2 separate regions of the Homo sapiens genome follow, and region 2 is linked to region 1. A link is an interaction called in ENCODE POLR2A ChIA-PET data of the cell type or tissue named here. Cell type or tissue: OCI-LY7. All regions are shown on one strand. Links, peaks and the distances in the headings refer to the core of each region. The heading gives the core; the rest is flanking DNA. Region 1 overlaps C4orf33 (chromosome 4 open reading frame 33). Region 2 overlaps JADE1 (jade family PHD finger 1).

The links. Peaks named below come from ENCODE experiments on the same cell type or tissue, not always from the same donor. Only the 100,000 strongest peaks of a DNase experiment are listed, where the experiment ranks them.
Region 2: POLR2A ChIA-PET joins it to region 1 with 5 read pairs; 13 of 35 experiments call an interaction of 5 or more read pairs at or near these places.

What each region holds. Positions count from the first base shown.
Region 1 is chr4:129,098,547-129,102,950 of GRCh38, forward strand. C4orf33 (chromosome 4 open reading frame 33) reads left to right here. Exons shown (of 6, transcript NM_001099783.2): 2 at 4,056-4,245. The coding sequence starts at 4,065. Among named protein-coding and RNA genes, the nearest start is that of C4orf33, 4.6 kb to the left of the region's middle. In OCI-LY7, for the core only: no CTCF peak of the experiment used is centred there; no DNase peak of the experiment used is centred there.
Region 2 is chr4:128,813,506-128,817,909 of GRCh38, forward strand. The region is part of intron 1 of JADE1 (jade family PHD finger 1); the gene reads left to right. Among named protein-coding and RNA genes, the nearest start is that of JADE1, 6.0 kb to the left of the region's middle. RefSeq lists enhancers at 1-32, 33-614. In OCI-LY7, for the core only: no CTCF peak of the experiment used is centred there; a DNase peak (open chromatin) is centred at 2,246; H3K4me3 peaks cover 1,658 bases; H3K27ac peaks cover 2,051 bases.

The DNA.
Region 1 (4,404 bases), core at 91-4,090:
TACTAATGCAGGGAAAGCCCAGATTTGGGGCTCAGCCCAGGAGAGTTCTTGGCTTCATGCAGGAAAGGATTCACAAGCTAAAGCAAGTTTATCAGAGCAACAAACTACAGGAAAATGGCTGCTCCATAGACAGAGTAGGAGCAGCAGCTCCCATGAATTGTTGGCCAGCTGTATACATACAATTCCCTGGTTATATGCTAAATAAGGGGTGGGTTATTCATGCATTTTCCAGAAAAGTAGGAAGGGTTCCCAGAACTGAGAGTTCCTCCCTTTTTTAAACCATATAAGGTAACTTCTAGGAGTTGCCATGGCATTTGTAAACTGTCATGCCACTGTTGGGAGTTTTTTTTTGCATGCTACTGCATTATAATTAATGTATAATGAGCAGTGAGGGCAACTAGAGATCACTTTTGTTGCCATCTTGGTTTTAGCTGGTTGTGGCCAGTTTCTTTGCTGCATCTTGTTTTGATAAGATTCTGTTTCAATCAGTGGGACCTTGGTGCTCAGAAAACAAGCCCAGCTCATCTCCTACCTTACTACTATAAGATTTTATTTAACTCTCTTTTTATTTCCTGTTTTTATATGATTTTGATTTTTATGTTTAAATCTTTGATTCATCTAAAACTTACTTTGGTATAAGGATCCCACTGAATTAAATTGGACTGCAAAATGAACCAACTGATGTTGGAAACGGGTACCTCATTGATTAGTTACATGAGAACCATCCCAAACTCCTGTAGACTTATTATATATTATTTCCCCAGCACCTGGTATGGTACCTGAAATAAGATGAGTGCTTAATAAATGCTTGATAAACTAAATTGAAGGGAATTTCTGGGCTTATTATCTTTGTTATTAGCCATTGTATTGATCTGATATGTAGTGTTAAATGAGATGATGATACCACGAACACAGTAGATTTCTCCTGCACAAAATCTAGAGTGTTAGATCCAGGGACTAGAAAAATTATTCACTCAACAAATAAATAGTAACCATCACTTATAGGCATTCTAGCTGGGTTCAGGGAGTCAATAAACAAATATGTAATGCCATGTAATTGCCATGTAAGAATAGAAATAGAGCAGTGTATAGGTTAATAGAGAATGACCAGGAGGGGAGCGCTAGCCCAAGAGGTGAAGGACATTGACAATTAAGTTGTCTTTACTTAATGAACACATGTTCAAATACAAAGAAATTGAAAGGTTGTGGGGGTTAAATCTCAGAAGATTACAGAGGGAGAATCATCTGTCTCTAGTTTATGTTAGTTTTAAACTAGACTGTTAACTACTGGGCAGGACGGACTATACTTTTTAGGTTAATTTTTATAAATATTATGCATTCTTAGATTGACGTCAGTGTTCTTTAAGCGATATAAAGTTTAAAAAAAAAAACAAATTTGTCATTGCAATAAGAAACGAAAGTTGTTTATGCAATTAAAGCCAAAATTATATTCTGTCTTTGGACTGATCAGCCATGCACTATTCCCTACTTGTGGAAGTCTAGTCACTATTTTTTGCAGTAATTTTCAAATAATGCTCAAAGAAACCTTAGGGGGGAAAAGCAGAAGGAACCAGTAGAAAGGTTTGAGGTACTCACTACCTAATTCTTAACAATGGTAACTTTGCTTTTATCTTTTACTTCTTATCTTCCAGATAAAATTACATTTTGAAGTAATTTGAAACCTATGCAAGCTTGTCCAACCCAAGGCCCATGGACTACATGTGGCCCAGGACAGCTTAGAATGCAGCCCAACACAAATTCGTAAACATTATGGATTGTATTTTGATTTTTTTTTTTTTGGCTCATCAGCTATTGTTAGTGTTAGTGCATTTTATGTGTGGCCCAAGACACACATTCTTCTTCTTCCAATGTGGTCCAGGGAAGCCAAAATATTGGACACACCTGCTATAAAGTCTACCACACTCTGACCATGAGACCCACCATGTGTGCATGGAAATGATAGGCCACTTTTAGTAGCATATCACTGGATATCACTGGATATCACTGGATATGGTTTTATTCCATTTAGACATAGAATTGATTGCCTGAATGTGCTGGGAATTAAGAAGTCCCTAGTGGAAACCCACTGATTAAGATAGGGATCTCTTTAATGTATGCAGAATTTTTGTGGATTTGGTGGTTGTATGAAGAATAAGTGAATCTACCAGAACTTCCTAGTAGCTAAGGTATATATTGCCAAAATTGTCAAGAATTATCAAGCTCTAAATTAGGAGAATAGCATTTTCTCTCAGCCTATTGGTGTCAGAATCAGTCATTCAGCATTTCTAACGTCTTGATTTATTCATATTTCTTCCTATATGCTGCATGAGGATACTTATTACTACCAAAATTTAGGATAGAGGATTACACATTTTTTTTGTAGAATGTGCTTTGATGTTTCAACTAAAGAAAATAAATTTATTATTGAGGTATTTTATTCCATACAATCCACTTAAATCCGAATCAATTTATATAGTCTTATCACTCATTGAGCTTCTATCAATAATGAAGAATATGAGTTGCTGAACATTTCTTCTGAAATGCTATTAGCTTTCTACAAATGGGTTATAATACCAGAATTGTTTAATTTTAGAGATTATCTAGTAAAATTTGCGAGCATATAGTGAAAATTAGTAAAAGCTATACGTTTTAGAGAAAGGTTTTTAGAGGTCTTGGATTTCTTATGTTACACAGAGCTTGTACATTTGGATCTCCCACTGCTTAGCTCGTAGGAGGTTTTCAATACGTATTCACTGAATTAAATTTATTCCAAATTTAGTAACTTCATTAATTATAGTAAAAGACTGTAAATAACTTATGAAGCAAAGGAATACATTCAAAGATTTCAGATAAAAGAAGTTACAGTTTGGAAAGGTTATCAGGTACTAAGTGAGATTATCTTTTGGATAAAACATAGGATCTAGTATAATTTGGGGGGTCCACCACTCCTAAAATAAAATTTTCACCTCTTTGCAGATTCCTGAAATGTCTTCATCTGGGAAAACATTGTTGACATTGGTTTAATTTCTAGATATGCTAGTCACGTGACCTTGGACAAATCTGTTCCATTTGTAATGAGGACAGTAATAGTTTCTCTGCAAGTTTGTACTGCAATTAAATGAGACAATGTTTAGAAAATGCCCAATCCATAGTATTCAAAAATGTGATTTTATCAATGCATTACAAGACTGTGTCCTTCTATTGAATACTTAGAATACTAATTTAAAATGCAAAAACTGCTTTTTTGTAGGTACTCAGTCTATTTCAAAGTTTAAATGATTGCAGATTCTGTTCCCATTTTTCAGTTGGAGAGAGGTAATTAACCAAGCAAGCAGTCATTTAACAGTTAAAATATTAAAACTGAAAGTGTATATGCTGGGACAAAGGAAGGCAAAATTCAACTCTACTAACTTTTAAATGATTGGAACTCCCCATCCCCAACCCCCATGAAGAAAAGGATTTTGGCCAAAAGAACAGGTGTTAACAGCACTTCTTCTACTGATTTATGGAGTTTTTTTTTAACTAAGTTGAATTTTATTATAAAGATCTTGATTCCCAGAGGATCCAGTAACTGAGACACCTGCACACTTTACAATAAATAAAAGACAAAGGATGACATAAGAACCCATGGTGCTTATAGTTACAGTTAAGTATATTAACAATTTTTGCAGTAGACTTAATTACAATTAAAAAAATGATTTTGATGCACTGTTTACAACAGCACTAGAGCCAAATCTAGACTTTTAACACTTTTATCACTTTTCATGTTGAGGTCGATAGTGTTTCTATGGCAGCAATTAAAAACAAAGTTAAATAAAAAAGTGTTAAATCTAGAAGTTTTAAAACCTCTAGGAACTAGTTACCTATTTTAGACTAGAACTCAGAGTCTGTGCTTTGGCACAACACAAGATAGCCTTTTGACTCCCAGGACTGTGCTCTTGCCACTCTGCTGCCTTTCCCGTCTGCTGTTTGGCATTGAAATTTTCATTTCATTTCCAACTAAAGAAAACATTTGTATATTGTTAAAGAGTTTGTTTTAACATATTTTCTTTTAGAGACTTCAGATGGATTTTAAAATTGAACACACTTGGGATGGTTTTCCAGTGAAGCATGAGCCCGTATTTATCAGGCTGAATCCAGGTGACAGAGGAGTGATGATGGACATTAGTGCTCCATTTTTCAGGGATCCTCCAGCCCCACTTGGAGAACCAGGAAAACCTTTCAATGAACTGTGGGATTATGAAGGTAAGTGGAAGTACTGTATTTTATTGCAAACATAAATCTTCTTATAATAACCTCTCACAGAACTATTATTTTATCTTGCTGTTGGGAAGTAAGTGCTTCTGAGCAATTGACATGTACAGTTTCTGATATTTCCTACCAATCTCTCATTCTGACTTTTTC
Region 2 (4,404 bases), core at 212-4,211, 280 kb before region 1:
CCTCCTGGGTTCAAGCGATTCTCCTGCCTCAGCCCCCTGAGTAGCTGGGACTACAGGCGCGTGCCACCACGGCTGGCTAATTTTTTTTTGTATTTTTAGTAGAGACGGGGTTTCACCATATTAGCCAGGCTGGTCTCGAACTCCTGACCTCGTGATCCGCCCGCCCCGGCCTCTCAAAGTGCTGGGATTACAGGCGTGAGCCACCACGCCCAGCCTGCTTACGGTCACTTGTAAATCAGATGACTTTCTGCTTGGTATTTTGCTGTCTTCTTCAAAGTTTGGATACTTCTATAAGTGTCTTTTACTTGGCATTGTCATTTTAATGTGTAGAATAAATATAATTTTAAGCTGTTTAAGTGTTAGGTTTCCTGCTATTTCCTTTGGTCCCTATTTAGCAGAGATAATGGGAGTGTCTGAAAGTAAGGTAGAACTTGAACTTGATTCCACCTTTAAGAGTACAGACTGCTTACTAGTAAAAGTTGGGTTGGCTGCACATATATTTTAGCTTTAACAAAGGTAGATATGTGTTCATTTAAAAGAAAAAAAAAAAACCCACCTTCTTAGTTCTCCCCGCTTCACTTGACTGGTTTTCTGCCTGTAAACCAGTGCTGTGCTTATATTAGTTATCCAGGTTGAAAGAGTAGCTATACAGGGACAGCAATGAAAAGTATGTGTGTCTGGGTGAAACTAGAGGGAGAAAACCTATTGGAGTTTGAGGAAATGTGTTTTGTTGCTTAGCCTAGGGGGTTGGAGAAGAAAGATGACCTAAAAAACAAACTTGGAGGACTAGGTGAGAGTAAAAGCAGATTTCCATTGCGTCTTACGTATAGTAGGCACGTGACCGATATTAATTTTTGACTTTAGCTGTTAAAAAGTTATTACACAAGTAGTGTTACATGTACGTTTTTGAAAATTAGAAAATACAAGGAAACAAATATAAAAACAAATTGCTACCATCCATAGATGACTACTGTATTACTTTTCAGATAATTTTCTATGCATGTGCATGTGTGTTTTAATAAAAATGAGATACATGAATATACCATCTGTAAGGATTTTTTCTTTTTTTTTTTTTTTTGAGATGAAGTTTTGCTCATGTTGCCCAGGCTGGAGTGCAATGGTGGGATCTCACTGCAACCTATGCCTCCCAGGTTCAAGCGATTCTCCTGCCTCAGCCTCCTGAGTAGCTGGGATTACAGGCTCCCGCCACCACGCCCAGCTAATTTTTTGTATTTTTAGTAGAGACGGGTTTTCACCATGTTTGTCAGGCTGGTCTTGAACTCCTGACCTCAGGTGATCCACCTGCCTCGGCCTCCCAAAGTGCTGGGATTACAGGCGTGAGCCACCGCACCCAGCTCTGAGGACCTTTTTTTTTTCTGTCAGCTAGCTTGGTTAGTTTTAATATAATCTATTACTGTAACATGTCCAGATTTCCCCATTTAGCCCCAGACTGTAATAGAGAAGCTTTGTCTAAACCACTGCCTAATAAAGGACCATTTATTGCATTTGGTTGTTTCCCTTAAGTCGATTTTAATCTTAAGTAACTTTTTTTTTTTTTTTTTGAGACGGAGGCTTGCTCTGTCACCCAGGCTGGAGTGCAGGGGTGCGATCTCGGCTCCCTGTAAGCTCCGCCTCCCTGTAAGCTCCGCCTCCCTGTAAGCTCCGCCTCCCTGTAAGCTCCGCCTCGCGGGTTCACGCCATTCTCCTGCCTCAGCCTCCAGAGTAGCTGGGACTACAGGCACCCGCCACCATGCCCAGCTAATTTTTTTGTATTTTTATTAAGACGGGGTTTCACCGTGTTAGCCAGGATGGTCTCGATCTCCTGACCTCGTGATCCGCCCGCCTCAGCCTCCCAAAGTTCTGGGGTTACAGGCGTGAGCCACCGTGCCCGGCAATCTTAAGTAACTTTTTGACAGAATATCTGACACTGAGGAGGCAAGCCTTTGGAAATAAAGTTGCCTGGATTTTAAAAAAGCAGGAAATCCAAATGGTATTTATTGTAATTTGGAAATCTTAAATTTGGAGATCATCTGCTTGCTTGATGTTACTTTCCACAGACTTGTTGGAAAAAGATTTATCAGATGTTTGTGTTTCAGTACTGAGGTGGTTGGAACAGTAAACATCAAGATATCAAATACAGATTACATCCTGTCTCTTTAGGGTTTGGTCAGAGAAGAGGAGGCATAGGAATCTGTCACAGTTCTGCTTGCTGCTTTACTTTCTTGTTTGTGAAGCTCTTCCCTGTCATTTAGTATTATGGGGCACCTGTTACAGCATTACAGTTAATGGTCTGTCAGAATTTGCATTATAAAACTGGTTTTCCTGTGAGGTTTATAAAACAGTTATAGAGGGAAATATGACATATTAGCGAACACACCTTGCTTTTTATTTGGGTTGGCATTAAGAGGTTTAGCTTGATTGTTAAAACGGTGAAAGTTACGTCACGTTTAAACTTATTTCCTCCCTTGTACAAGCCTTTAGAGAATTGGCACCATATTCAACAATACTTTTTTTTTTTTTTTAAACATGAAGGGTGGGTTTGCTTGGAGTTTCTGGTTTCTTAGAAGGTATCAGCAATCTTAAATTAGGAAAGTATTTTAATTCCTGAGACAGGTAAGTTGTTTCCTTAAAAGTCTTAAATCTGTTTTCTCCGTTTTCAAGTCCTTGCAGCACTTTATATGACCATGTATTTACAATCTGGACAATTCTTTTTATGTTTGTGGAATGTAATATCTCAGAAGTTGAGATTTAGTTGAGTCTATTGAGTCTATTGTCCTTTGCCTAGTGTATTTCTCATATGAAAACTTTGGTTTGTGATCATGAGGGTGTATGCATTATTTTTATTTTTTCTTTTTTTGCAGTTCATAGCCCTGATGAAGCAAGTTACTCTGCTCTCCTAATAAATGCAAGAAAATGACCTTGGAGGGCCTTTTTAATTACACATAGAAGTGACAATTTGTAAGTTTAAGGTTGGGTGTCATGGAATAGAATGGAAGAAATTGATGCTAAAAACTTTGGCTATGATGGGGCCTTTCCTAGCCCAGGACTTGAATGATTATTAAGGATCCTTTCCTCACCTCAAAGCACAAACATAAAGATTACCAGACTTGGACTGGAAAGCCTTTATCACTAGGAAAGGGGCCATGTATTTTTACGTTTAATCCCTTAGACCCATAGTGTACGATGTGCACACAGTAAATGTTCAGTGACCAAATTTTGGTTACTCTAAAACGAATTCAGTATTTACTTTTTGCCTTTAGTTCTTCAGGTAGAGGTAGGACATAATGTGATAGAGAGCAGTTGAAGAAAGTTAATTTTTAAAACCTTAGATTTTTTTGGGCTTACTTGTTGAGGGAAGTAAACTACATTTTCTCTCTCTTTTTTTTTTTTTGAGACAAGTTCTTGCTCTGTCACCCAGGGTGGAGTGCAGTGGTGGGATCTCGGCTCACTGCAGTGGGTTCAAGTGAGTCAGCCTCCGGAGTAGCTGGGATCACAGGCGCATGCCGCCGTGTCTGTCTAATTTTTGTATTTTTAGTAGAGACGGGGTTTTACCATGTTGGCCAGGCTGGTCTCAAACTCCTGACCTCAAGTGACCCACCTACCTCGGCCTCCCAAAGTGCTAGATTACAGGTGTGAACCACCATGACTGGCCAGTTTTCTATTACTTTGAAAGCGCTCACAATTGACATCTGTCTCTTTGTATTTTTTGTTAGAGAGATGAGGTTTCACTATGTTGCTCAGGTTGCCCAGGCTAGTCTTGAACTCCAGAGCTGAGTCCTCCCGCCCTGGCTTCCTAACTGCGATTACAAGTGTGCACCTGTGTGGCTGGTGGAAGTAATATTTTAAACTATTGATCATTTAGTGTCTCCTGTGCAGGAGATTTTATTATTTTGAGAATTCATGGCATCTTCCATGAGAGTTTATAAGGACTTACTTTAAGTGAAGATTTCAGTGGTGTGGGTCCACACTGAGGCATAAAATAATCTTTTTGTTTGTTTGTTTCCCACTTAAACCAGGGTAAGGAACAAGAAATAGCAATGTTATTAGCAAGTTGCTTGAGGTTGAACTTCATGGCTTGCTTTAATTTAGCACAAAGTACACTAAATGCAATTTAAATTTTTTATTGATTACTCTTTGTCATAATCTTTACGAGCATCAGTTACTTCCATGTGGAAATGCCATGATGCACTTAACATATAGAGGCTGAGTGTTGGTGGTTGTAACTTTTTAAGTTGGGGACACTTGACACTGAAACCCATGGAAGCTCTCCCCCAGAAAACATGGGTGTTTCCTTAAGCACATCCTTGGATTCTAGTTTAAGTGTTTAAATTCTGGTGACTTCTTTTTATGATTTCTCTGTGATCCTTTTACTGCCACTGTTACCATGTATTGTAGTTAAAATGC